2 separate regions of the Homo sapiens genome follow, and region 2 is linked to region 1. A link is a contact called in ENCODE Hi-C or POLR2A ChIA-PET data. All regions are on one chromosome and are shown on one strand. Each heading gives the region's core, a stretch centred on a gene start or an enhancer-like site at or near the end of the contact. The rest is flanking DNA. Distances are from core to core; before and after follow the strand shown.

What was found. Hi-C counts contacts between places; a loop is a spot of excess contacts on that map. ChIA-PET counts read pairs that join two places held with the same protein, here RNA polymerase II (POLR2A). Pooled maps may share reads with other maps.
Region 2: a loop to region 1 is called in a map of Calu3, with 2.1 times the contacts of the local background. The contact joins two enhancer-like sites. A Hi-C loop is called at or near these places in 4 of 168 maps with a recorded cell type or tissue (CD4-positive, alpha-beta T cell, Calu3, IMR-90 and 1 more) and 9 of 50 pooled maps. POLR2A ChIA-PET finds 5 or more read pairs at or near these places in 2 of 52 experiments (AG04449 and Panc1).

What each region holds. Positions count from the first base shown.
Region 1 is chr10:3,685,836-3,692,389 of GRCh38, forward strand. The region is part of intron 1 of LOC105376360 (a long non-coding RNA gene); the gene reads left to right. Among named protein-coding and RNA genes, the nearest start is that of KLF6, 96 kb to the right of the region's middle. Within about 2 kb of position 4,241, at least 2 of the 41 ENCODE cell types and tissues checked have a DNase peak (open chromatin) inside an H3K27ac peak, as active enhancers do; they include PC-9, where a contact is called at or near this core.
Region 2 is chr10:3,748,043-3,754,099 of GRCh38, forward strand. LOC105376360 (a long non-coding RNA gene) reads left to right here. Exons shown (of 2, transcript NR_131187.1): 2 at 646-2,722. LOC124902540 (a long non-coding RNA gene) reads right to left here. Exons shown (of 3, transcript XR_007062364.1): 2 at 5,615-5,728; 3 at 3,785-3,976. Among named protein-coding and RNA genes, the nearest start is that of KLF6, 34 kb to the right of the region's middle. Within about 2 kb of position 1,774, at least 25 of the 41 ENCODE cell types and tissues checked have a DNase peak (open chromatin) inside an H3K27ac peak, as active enhancers do; they include PC-9, where a contact is called at or near this core.

The DNA.
Region 1 (6,554 bases), core at 2,991-5,490:
TGAAGGGGAGAAAAGTTTGAAGAACATTGACAGGGTCCAGAAAAGAAGGAAAACATTAAAAACTAAAAAAGTAGATAAAGTATAATTAAATATGATGACTGATTATGGTTAAACCTGGGAGGTAAAGAGGTAAAGACGGGGTTGTTATTTCTAGTATCTAAAATATTTTAGAGAAGAAGTTGGACGTTGTGATGCCATGCAAAGGACCAAACCTCCTTCTTGAACTGCAGCAGGAGAGAGTCTGGGTAAGCACAGGAGGAGATGCTTAAAAAGCCAGGAGAAGTGAAATAGATCATACAATTCAGCCTCTTTTTTGTTTTTCCTGAGACATGGTCTCGTTCTGTTTTTCAGGCTGCAATGCAGTGGTGCAATCTCAGCTCACTGCAACCTCCCCCTCCTGGGTTCAAGTGATTCTCCTGCCTCAGCCTCCGGAGTAGCTGGGATTGCTGGCGCGCCACCACACCCTGCTAATTTTTGTATTATTAGTAGAGATAGGGTTTCATCATGTTGGTCAGGCTGGTCTCAAACTCCTGACCTCAAGTGATCCACCAAGGCCTCAAAACAGCCTTTTAAAGCCTCTAAATTAGGATTTAAAAATGACACAGAGACCTAGATGACAGCAGCTTCTTCATGCTCCTTCTAGGTTTGCCATTTTTATTATTTATGAGTTGTATGTGATTATTTCCAAACAAAGGGATATGAGGGGTTTGTTCTTTGCCAATATAGGGTTTTTGATGACTACAAAGGAATTGAGATTAGTGGGATTCAAATTCTGTAAAAGTCACTACCTCCCTGGGTATCGTTAACACTTCCCTATCACATATGTGTTAGGATGAGTGTTTAAAGAGGATGCTAGATTTGGTAGACATGCATTGCTTTTGCCTTTTTAGCCTTCATCCCTCCCTTTGCTGGCAGTCAGAGCTGCTGCTTCTTCACCCTTGCTCCATGGGCTTTGGACATGTCTAATTCCAGCTTACTTCCAAGACTCTGCATGTAACTAAGAGCTCATTCTCTTGGGCATATGGTACAACCCATTGCTATTCTACTAACTATCATGGCTTTCGCAGGGACAATCAGGGGATGAGCATTCTCTCATGGGGCTGCCAAGTGACTGTCTGAATCTTCTGGTAGCCGTCTCTCTACTAGGATATCAGACCAAAGAACTAATCTACTCAGAAGAAAGAGATAGGAAGATTGATCTATTCCCAGTAACACCATTTGAGCCCTTAGAGTCAGTTGTGACTGAAAACAATTCTACTCCTGAAATTGGTAGCTTCTACATCTATCTATCTCCTACCCAGGTTTTTTTGTTTGTTTTGCTTTTATGTGCTTCTATCAATTTAAGCTGGATTTTTTATCATTTGTGTTGGATATTCTTAATAAACAGACTGCATTTCAAAAGAAATCCTAGTATATTTTAAAGTATACTTTTTAAATGCTAGGATGGCTAAAAGAATCTATAAATCAACTCATTAGACAAATAGGTGAAAAAACTGGGCATCTTTGGTTTAGGAAAGAAAGGATCGGCCAAGCATGGTGGCTTACGCCTATAATCCCAGTACTTTGGGAGGCCAAAGCAGGTGGATCACGAGGTCAAGAGATCAAGACCATCCTGGCCAACACAGTGAAACTCCCAACTCTACTAAAACTACAAAAATTAGCCGGGCATGGTGGCACACAGCTGTAGTCCCAGCTACTCGGGAGGCTGAGGCAGAAGAATCGTTTGAACCTGGGAGGTAGAGGTTGCAGTGAGCTGAGATTGCACCATTGCACTCTAGCCTGACAGCAGAGGGATACTTCTTCTAAAAAAAGAAAAAGAGATGATCAGAGTACACATGTTGTCCTCAGCTATTTTAAGCGGTGTTATCTAGAAGAGGGAGAAGACGTGCTGTGGAGCCCCCAGTCATGTGTAGTAACATCACTAGAGTGATTCAGGTAAGACCTGGTGACAGGGAGTGTTGCCAAGGAAGAGATGCCTTCTCAGGGCAGCATTAAGGGCTAAACAGCTCTAAAGTATTTTGAAATTGACCAGCCTGACTCAATAATTTGAGCTGAGAATTCCACTGTGATGCTTCATGCTAACAATATCATCTACAAGGATGGCTTACCAAGAAAACTCAAACTCACTCCGCAGGGGTGAAGATGGGGGAGGAAGAGGTTAAAGGCCAAGTGAGAAAAGATTGAATTTTGAACAGTTTTCTGAAATGCTGCCATTGATTTATTAGTTATATCTGGGAGTAATTTACATCCAACCCAATTTCCCCATGGCTTAAAGCCACTCAAGAAAGTTCACATACCTGTTACACAAACTGTTGCATTCTAAAGTCATAGGCGATGCTTGTTGAGAAGTCCACAGAAGTGATAGCAACTACATAAAATAATGTCCACCAGAGAGTTGAATTTTTAAGAAATAAAATTTTGAATGAATAGACTTCTATAGAGTTTGGATAAAAGTCTCAAGAATTGGGTGAATTTATTGGCTATCAGCTCCCTGCAATAACCTCAAAATATCTTAATTATGAAAATGTGATGAATCTTATTATTTCAGTGGGTGATAAGACATTCAGAATTATTTCCATAAAAATAAGAATTATGGCAGCAAAACATTTATTCAATTGTTCTGGCTTACTACATGGTAGGCTAGTGGCTAAGATTTGTAACAGATACAACAAATACCAATAACTTTTTAGAAAAATAAAGATTTAATAGATGTGTTTTGTAAACAGTATGTAAGTAGATGTAGAAGATATGCTGTCTGATGTGAGAAGGAGCTGAAGGATCATTGAAGGCCGCCTCCTGTGTTGGCCCCACTTTATTAATGAATGTACTGAGACTGGGGCTCCATTGACTTTCCTGAGGTCACATAACTGATAAATGATCAAACAGTTGTAGGACCAGTTTCCAACAACACCGATCTTCGACATAAAAATCCTGAATTTTGGGATGGCGGAGTTGTTCTTCAAACTCAGCCTGTCTTCTCTATTTCTGTTCTGACTGTCTTAGTAATAATAGTAGATACAACTTATATGGTGCTGTCCTAGAATGCTAGGGTTGCCAAAACAAAATGGCTCAACCTGGGTGGCTCAAACAATAGAAACTTAGTGTGTCACAGTCTGGAAGCTAGAAGTCCATGCTCAAGATGCTGTCAGAGTTAGTATCTGGTAGGGCCTCTTCCTTTGGGTTGCAGACAGCCACCTTCTCCCTGTGAATTCAAAAGGCCATTTGCCTGTGTGCAAGGAGAGAGAGAGAGACAGAGAGATCTCCGATGTCTCTTTCTCTTCTTATAAGAGTACTTGTTCTATCAGATTATGGCCCCACCTTACGGCTCAATTAACCTTAATTACCTCCCTAAATTACCTAACTCCAGTTACATTGGGGTTTAGGGCTTCTCACATATAAATTTTGGAAGTGACACAATTCAGTATATAAAAAGCACCTGGTGTTTCAGACACTGATTAGTGGGTTTTTTTTTTTTTAATTTACTAACTTACATACTGCTAAGCAAATTACAAATTAATTTATGAAATTGATAGTTAATTAATAAATTACTAATTGAATTATGACAATATCTATTGTTATCCCCACTTACAGGTGAGAAAACGGAGGCATAGAGCATTCTAATAACTTGTTTATGGTCTTGTGGAGGGTTGAGCCAGGTTTTGGGTCGTCATATCAGTCCAGTCCGGAGTCCAGGTGTGCTCACCCCCTGCCTATCTGACCTCTCTTTACCCCTCTTTTGTGGTGTGGTCTATCACAACAGATCCTAGGGCTCGGCCTATTCGGCAGACTCCAGAGGAAGTTAGTTTCCTAACGTGAGCTCTCACGGGGTGAATCCATCTGTTCGTGGCCCCATTTTCACAACACGGTAGAATGAATGGTAGGCCCACATTCCAGCTCCATCAGCCTGCCTAGCAACCCTTGCCCATCATCCACAAGGCTGCCCCGTCCACAAGGCAAGCTCCCGCCAGGTCCTCTCCAGCCCCAGCCCCATTTCTGAACGTGGATCATTCTCCAAACATCCCGCACGCTGCTCCCCCAGTCCGCACATCCTCCTCTCCCTTCTTTTCCAGGCGTGGTGTCTCCCTTCCTTGACAGATTTTATCAAGATTCAGGGAGCACAAACCACACTGTCTTTGCTGTGCCCACCCACTGCTCTCTCCATACTTGCTCGGAATATCTGATGCACTGCACCTTTATGACTCATTTACATCTTATTCATCATCTTTTCAACTTTAGACAGAGACTTCCTGGAGGGCAAAGGCTGTGTGAATGTTATTTTTGAATGCCTAGTTCCCAAATTCAAGCTGGAATATACTTGACCGTCAATATTTGTTGAATGAATGGTTGCCCAAGTGTTATGGTCTGTGTTGAATGCATTTTTTTTGTAGCTAACATGAGGAAAGCCAATTGGAATTCAATTTTGTTGACATCTTCCTATTAGCCAGAAGCAGGAATAGAATCCATCTCTGTTGAGGTCCCTGAGGGCAAGGCAAGTAGCTCCTCTTGACGTGTGTCACTGGATAAACAGAACTCTAGTAAAGAGTTTGCTCATTTTTAAAAGTGAGAAGAGTTGCTCAGTTGTTCTAAAAATATTGTGTCCTTATTACCATTGCCTTTGGAATATATTTGTTCTGTTATTTATCTCAGAAATAATTCTACCTCTAGAATACATGCAACACAGTTCTATAGCAGAAGTAATAATACACAATTGCAGGGTCACGTTCATGTATAGAAAACCGAAATCTGTATCTATGGCATGCAATTGATGAATGTCCTCTCCACATGAATTTTATTGGCAAATAGTAATAATTGATAGCTGGGCAGTTCTCTACTTTTCCAAGCATTCTCATCTTTTTTTTTTTTTTTTATTCTCAGAGAAATATGTGAGGTCTTTGGGCAGGTGGGGCTTTGTTCTTCCATTCTACCTGTAAAGAAGCCAGGACTGAAGGAGCTTTTTACAGATCATGGAGCCAGTCTTGGATTAAAGAGCTTTACAGATCATGGAGCCAGTCTGGGAACCTCAGTGAGACTTTGCTTCCTCTACACAAAGCTTCCCTCATTCATGTAAAGCAAATCATAGAATTTCCCTTGCTTTAGAAATATATTAAGCTCTTAAAGATAAAATTCATATACAGAAAATGCATAATTTCAAAATGATTAGAAAATAAATGGCTATATTGATAAAGATGTGAAACAAAGTAATACTCTTGTTCAGAAAATTGACACCAAAAATTTAGTTTCTATTAGATAAAGTAATGGGTGAGAATAATAATTTTGAACTTGTTTTTACCATCATTTAAAGAGGATCCAAAATGTTGGTCAGCAATGCCTTCATTCACTCATTTATGCAACTTTGTCGTGCTATGAGCAATGGCACTTTACACATGGAAAATGCACTTGTTTCATGTATTTAAAAACCTCCCTGTACACCAAGGTGTAGCAAATATCACATGTGTAATCCATGAGGCAAGACAAAGATGAGCAGGCCGTGTAATTTGCAAAGAAAGTCAGGCTTGGTTTGTGTGCCTGATTTAAATGAATTCTAGAGAAAGGAAATCGCTCTTAGGCAGAGGAGAAGGCAGGGTGCTAATGAATAAAATGCTGGGCATCAACTTTCTTGCCTGTTGACACCATCGTCTTTTTGCCTAATGATCTCTCCCACTACCAGACCACGAACTTGGAACCCAGCAAATGTAGTAACTCTAGCGGACCATGCTGTGCCTGGCAGTCATAGAAGGCACTCGATGAATGCTTGTTAGTGAGATGGCTCATCTTACGATTGACATGAACACACCACAGAAATCCTAGCATGTGTGTGTCCTGGAAGGAGAAGAAGAAAATGGCCTCTGTGGACAGCTCCCTGCAGTCCAAAGCTACAGGTGCTTGGTGTGTTGCTTCAGTTCAACTCTGAACAGCTCCACGAGGACAGGATGAACCTCGAGGAGGCATGAACTGCAAGAGAGGCATGAATCGCCGTGGAGCAGATTGTGGCAAGTCTGTGTTGGAGCTCAAAACTCCTCATGCTGGAGTTATGATGCATCTCTTGCAGGCCACACATGCCTCCACTCTGGACTTGGTGCTGACAGCCACAGAGACCAGGGCTTATGCTCTTAGGACCATGGGGGAGGCTGCCCTTGCCCTCCAGGGAGACAGATATCGTGTGTTGTTTTCCCAGAGTAGAAAGAAGTGGCAACAAAATACTGAGGTCAACTTGATAATCTCACCATTCTGGTTGACAAAGATGAAAATGCAGAATTTTCAGAGTTCATCAGCAATACATTACTTTTCCTCCAAACTCACATATTTTGTCTACAATCAAAAATTAAGAGTTAGGTGATTTTCTGAAGTAGTTGTCTGCACAATCAGAACGACAGCTCAAAAGCTCTTCGTGCCTCAATCCTAAATTACTTAAATAAATGCTTTGACCTTTCATGGCCCGAGGCAGACCCAGCCTAATGGAAGCTTGAAGCAGGCTTCCTCTGGTCAGTGCTCACTTTCCTTTTTATTTTTTTTAAGTCAGGTATTTGGCCCAAGTAGCCTGTGTTTTTGTGTCT
Region 2 (6,057 bases), core at 524-3,023, 60 kb after region 1:
GCCAATCAGGGAACGCTTCCATACAAACAACGTGCACAGCAAGGGCTGAGAAAAATAAGGCCTTTTCCTGGGTATTGTTTTGTGGGACTGCATCACGGTTGCAAAATTCGTGTGCCTCACTGGAAGCACAATGTTCTGCACTTACACCCTAGTAAATATTTTTACAAGATAATACTTCATGATAAAGGTGTTTGGCTCACAAAACCTCTCCCTGTCAACAACTGGAGGTTGACCTGTCACTTGCCCAAAGCTGTACAAACACTGGTGGGGGATATTTGCATCTGTCACTTCTAAAACACCCTCCTTTTTAAATCTAGTATGAAAGACAGTTTCCTCCAAAAAAAAAAAAAAAAAAAAAAAACCAAAAGCTGTTTCTTTTTTTTTCTTTTCTTTTCTTTTTTTTTTTTTTTTTTTTTAATGTTCCTAAGACTGGGGAAATCTGAATCTTTTCCTGAAAGCAGAAGTGACTGGCTGGCATGAATTAATAGGATTCATTGGTGCTGACTCCCCCACCTGCACATTCCTGCCCACAGTCGCGAATCTTGACGATGACATCCATGAGCACAAAGAATTATGCCAGGCAATCCTAGAGAATGGGAGTGTTTAACCTTTTCCTCGCCATCTTGTCTACTTTTATCTCTGCAGAACCCTCTGTGGAAGCGGTGGTCTGACACAAGCATTTCTGGATGACGCTGAACCTGCTTACAACTCCCTGCTGCTGTCAGGCAGAACATTCTCCAAACCGCATGAATTTGGAAGTCTGGACACTTCAGGCATCATCAGGTTTATGGTTTTGTCATAACCCTGCTGAAAGTCCTTTACCATCTCCAGGCCTCCATTTATTTTCTATAAAATAAGGAGTTTGGAATGGCACTGTGTTGATATTCTCCAGTTTTGTGAAACATCGTACTCAACAATCGCGAGCAGGCATTTTACAGACCTTGCTTTCCTAGACCTGCTCAAGTAGAACATTCAGGTCAGTGCTAAGAGTTAATATGCTGCCTCCGTCTGACCTCCACATTATGAAAAAAAATATAAAGGAAAGAGCAAAAGGTAGAGCAAGTAGGTTTCGGGCTTGGTGGAGTAGCTCTGAGTGCTGCCCTGTCCTTGGCTGTGTGTGCCAGGTGAAGCGTCTGTGAAGGTCCCCAGTGGGGTGTGCAGAGCACAAGGGCTGCTTCTGAATGCAGGCACGTGATCTAAGGACACTGTGCATCACCAGTGTGACCCCAGGAGTAGTTTCAGAGCTTTGATAAGACCTAGGCCAGGCTCAGTGGCTCACGCCTGTCATCTCAGCACTTTGGGAGGCCAAGGTGGGTGGATCAGCTGAGGTCAGGAGTTCAAGACCAGCCTGACCAATATGGTGAAATCCTGTCCCTACTAAAAGTACAAAAATTAGTTGGGTGTGGGGGCGAGCGCCTGTAATCCCAGCTACTTGGGAGGCTGAGGCAGGAGAATCATTTGAACCCGGGAGGTGGAGGTTGCAGTGAGCCGAGATCACACCACTACCCTCCAGCCTGGGAGACAGAGCAAGACTCCATCTCAAAAAATAATAATAATAATAATAATAATAATAAGCCCAGGAACATCAGATGTGGGCTGCATTGACGGCCTGCCTCTCTCTACACCACAGGAATCTGGGCTGTAAAGGCAGGATATAAATTCAAGTCCACATGCTATGGAGAAATCAGAGGTTTCGAAAGTATCTCCGTGACTGTTTTTGAAGTCACAGCTAATAATTCACCGTCTGACACTCCGGGGCTTGCCTGGATCTAAAAATAGTTGTTCCCCCGAGCTGGTCGGGGAACTGGCTGAGAAGGGAGGGAGCTGCGTGGAACACATTCTGAACCATCAGGAAACCCAAAGCAAAATCGAATCTTGCCACCTAAGATTTGATTATTAAAAGATGGATTTGACAGCTGATTCCCCATTAATTACATTTGTAAAGATATTTGAAAGACAGGAATGAAATGACAGTGGCCCTGACACAGTCCTTGGGGTTTAAGACGGAGTCTGACATTGTATCTGTCTCCGGTTCTGCAGCAGCTTAGCGACATCAGAGACAATTGAAGCAAAGGGCCCACTTATGGCTGACAGCTGACCCTGCAGCCCAGCTGGGAAGCCCCTGAGACGACCCGGGTCCAGCCATCAGGGAAGGGAACCAGCGTGGCCCCAGGAGGGCTTTAGGCTGAGGCTTCTCCCAGGATGTGGAGGCTCAGCACTTTGCACAAATTGGATTCATGCCAAAGGAAACTGAAAGCCTGCCTTTCTTTTTTTCCCAGTGCACATCTCAGATTATTTGGCCTTTGTCCGAGGACTGAAAACAGTTCTGTGTCCAAGTATGTTTTTAATACCTGATATTTATTTCACAAAAAAGCTGAAATTGCTTTGTGTGTCCAGGCTTGAATGTTTAAGGCATACTTGATTAATACATGTGTGCTGAGCGCTTCCTGGGGCTCCTAGACACTGCCAAAGGTAGCTCAGTGGGGAAATTCAAGGCAATTTTCCCCTTAACTTTTGCTACTTCTGACCATTTTCCACTTATGTTATTATGCTTCTGTATCCATCTGTCTGCCTATGTCTAGCTATCCATCATCTATCAATCAATCACTGTATCTTGCAATGGAGGAATTAACTGTGATGTTTTCAAGCGTGTCGCTTCTCTCATATTCCTATTAACATATTGGAAACGCTCAGCTAAATAGAATAAAGTTTTTAGCCTAAACCTACAGTGAATGTCTAATGCTTTGGGCAAGATATTGAAGGGGTGGGGGAGAGATAATATGAATGCTTTCATAGACACAGCTGGACTTCTTTCCCCCTAAACATGAGTGAGAATTCTTTCTATGCTTCTAGTTGAGATTGTAGATAAATAGAGAAATCACATTTGAACATAGGAAATGGCTTCTGATAAAGAAGGCACATTCCTGTCTCTCTCACACACACATGCACGCATGCACGCACACACGGACCTCCCACCCACCCATCAGAAGCGTATCAGAGGCCTCTGCCTCCCGCCAGGATTCCCGGCTGCAGGACACAGCCCAGCAGGAGAAGCTTTTCCCTCCATTCTTTCAAGGGTGAGTGGACACATAGGCTGGTGTCGCGTGGTTTGCTTGGTCAAGTGAGGTCCAGTTCCTGGAGGTGGGTTTCTTTCAACATCTGAGAACAGTCACATGGCCCATAGTGCAGAGCCTTCAGAGAGGAAAGGCACTGGTTCCAAGCATTTCAGTTTAGTTTCATTCAAATGCAGAAACATGGAAACACAGATTAGACTCGTATGATCAAGTTGTACTCGAGCAAAGAACACAATACCAAATGTTTGATTTCTTAAGAGTGTCCTGAAAGAGTCTCACATACACTCAAAGTTAGTTACCAAGTTCTTTATGAGATCTTTTCTAAGATTATGAATATAATATTTGACTTGTGTAAAGCATCATGTCATTGACTAAAGAAAATATGCATATATATAATATATATATATATACAAAGTTGTATAATATTTAAAATATTTCTGAGTGGTATGGCTTGAAAAGATATTACAGTAACCGATTATCATTGTATGGGAAGATGCTTTATAAAACAAGATTCTTCAATATAGGATATTCTCAGTGGCGTTATTTCTTGACTTCTATTTATCAGTAATAAACTTGGTAGAAAATGTTAAAATAATGTCAGAGGTTATTTAATGGGAAATATGTATGTTTCTTTCCATTATAAGAAACTATATATCTTATAATAGGACATTTTTCTCACCTCACCTAAAAATAACACAGAATGTCTTATTTCATATAAATATTAGTTTTAAAAGGTTTTAGTCATATATCTTGTATCCTATTTAATTTGCGTTCTTTTTACACTTAGAATGAACACAGACCAATTCTAACAAAAACATAATAAACACAGAAGCGACACGTGGGCTAAGTTCAGGTATGAGACATTTGCGCCTTCTGTCCGCAGTGTTCTCAGGAACGTGTCACTGTGGATGCAGACATGGTTTTAATGGGAAAGAGGTAGAAATTTGCCCAGAAAATTGTATGTCATAAGGCATCATCCTGGAGACAAGCCCTTGAACTTGGGCTCTACATTATATAAAGACAATCACTGAAGGTGAAGGAGAAATTGCAGTAGAAGGAGGACAGGTGCTTGGAGAAGTTCCTGTTCTGCCCCAAGGGTGTTGGGGAGGCCAGGAGGAGCTCTGCTTCCTGCAGGGCTGTGTGTTATCAGAGTAGCCCCTGGTGGCCTCAGAATGATCCCCTAGAGAGTGGAAATCGGCATGTACAGTTTGCACAGAGGCAAGCATGCCATATCCCAAGTTTAAATACACCAGTGTGCACCTTTGTATGATGATTCTGACATCATGAATGCAGCAGGTCTCATCGTGATGGGATCTATTTCATAAAAAACATTTTGAGGACTAGAGAGAACCATTTCCTATCACAGTCTTTTTTTTTTTTTAAGACAGAATCTCGCTCTGTTACCCAGGCTGGAGTGAAGTGGCCCAATCTCGGCTTACCACAACCTCTGCCTCCCAGGTTCAAGCGATTCTCCTGCCTCAGCCTCCCAAGTAGCTGAGATTACAGGTGTGTGCCACCATGCCTAGCCAATATTTGTATTTTTAGTACAGACAGGCTGGTCTCGAACTCCTGAGCTTCAGTGATCTGCCTTCCTCGGCCTCCCAAAGTTCTGAGATTTATAGGTGTGAGCCACTGCGCCCGGCCCTCACAGTCAATTTCTTATGAGGATTTTTCTTCTAAATATCCCAAAGAAGCCATGTGGGGCACAGCCCTGGGGTGGTGGGCAAATCAAGAGTCAAACTCTGAATGTTTCCTATCCCAGGGAGAGGGAGAAAAGAATCTAATCCAGAGAGAAATTGGAAGGCTTAGTATAAGAAGTCATGCCAGATTATCAGCTCCTATTTTGGGCCAGGCCTTTGAGGGGCAGCGTCCTGAGCCGTGAGGAGCAGGTGTCAGGCTAGGGCCTGGTGGAGACATCAGGAATCCTTACACAGTTCCAGGGAAGAGGGAAGAAAACCCACTGAGGACTGAGGAGGTTGGTCATGCCAAGTGGAGGTGAGGAGTGGGGCTACAGGAGGCTGATTTCCTGCTGTTCAGCAAGGAAGTCTTGGGTTGTTTGCCACTCACGTATTTTACGTTTCTAACTAAGACACAGGACTTCAGGAATAAGATTGCCCTGGAATGTCTCCATCAGTGGCTCTCTCCTGGGGTTGACTTGGCTTCCCACATCCCACCCGAGCAGGGGACATGTGGCAATGCCTGGAGGTAAGTTTGCTTGTCACAAGTGACAGATATGCACCTACCATCTAGTGGGTGAGGGCCAGGGGTGCTGTTGAACACACTGTGTACAGGACGGTCTCCTACCACAAAGAACTGTTTCCGTCAGAATGTCAACGTGGCTGAGGCTGGGAACACACACTCTAACTCTTTGGAAGGTGCTATGGACTGAATATTTGTGTTCCTTCAAAATTCATGTCGAAATCCTGACCTCTTAAGTATTAGGAGATGCCATCTTTGGGAAGTGATGAGGTCATAAGGATGGAGTCCTTAAGGATGGGATTAGGGCCCTTAGAAAAAATGGCCAGAGAGAGCTCCCTCACCTCTTTCACCGGGTGAGGACCCAAGGAGAAGGCACCATCAACGAGCCAGGAAACAGGCTCCCACCAGACACCGATTCTGCCAGCATCGTGATCTTGGACTTTCAGCCTCCAGAACTGTGAGAAATGAATACTTGTTTAAGCCATGTGTATTGTTACAGCAGCTCGAATGGCAAAGACACAAAGCAAGGACATGGCTCTGATATATTGAACTGAAATGTAAATTATATAACAATATTTTACATATATAGAAAATGTTCACCAAGGCAGGCAGATCACCTGAGGACAGATCAACACCAGCCTGGCCAGCATAGTGAAACCCTGTCTCTACTAAAAATACAAAAATTAACCAGGCGTGGTGGTGGTTGCCTGTAATCCCAGCTACTTGGGAGGCTGAGGCAAGATAATCGCTTGAACCAGGAGGTGGAGGTTGCAATGAGCTGAGA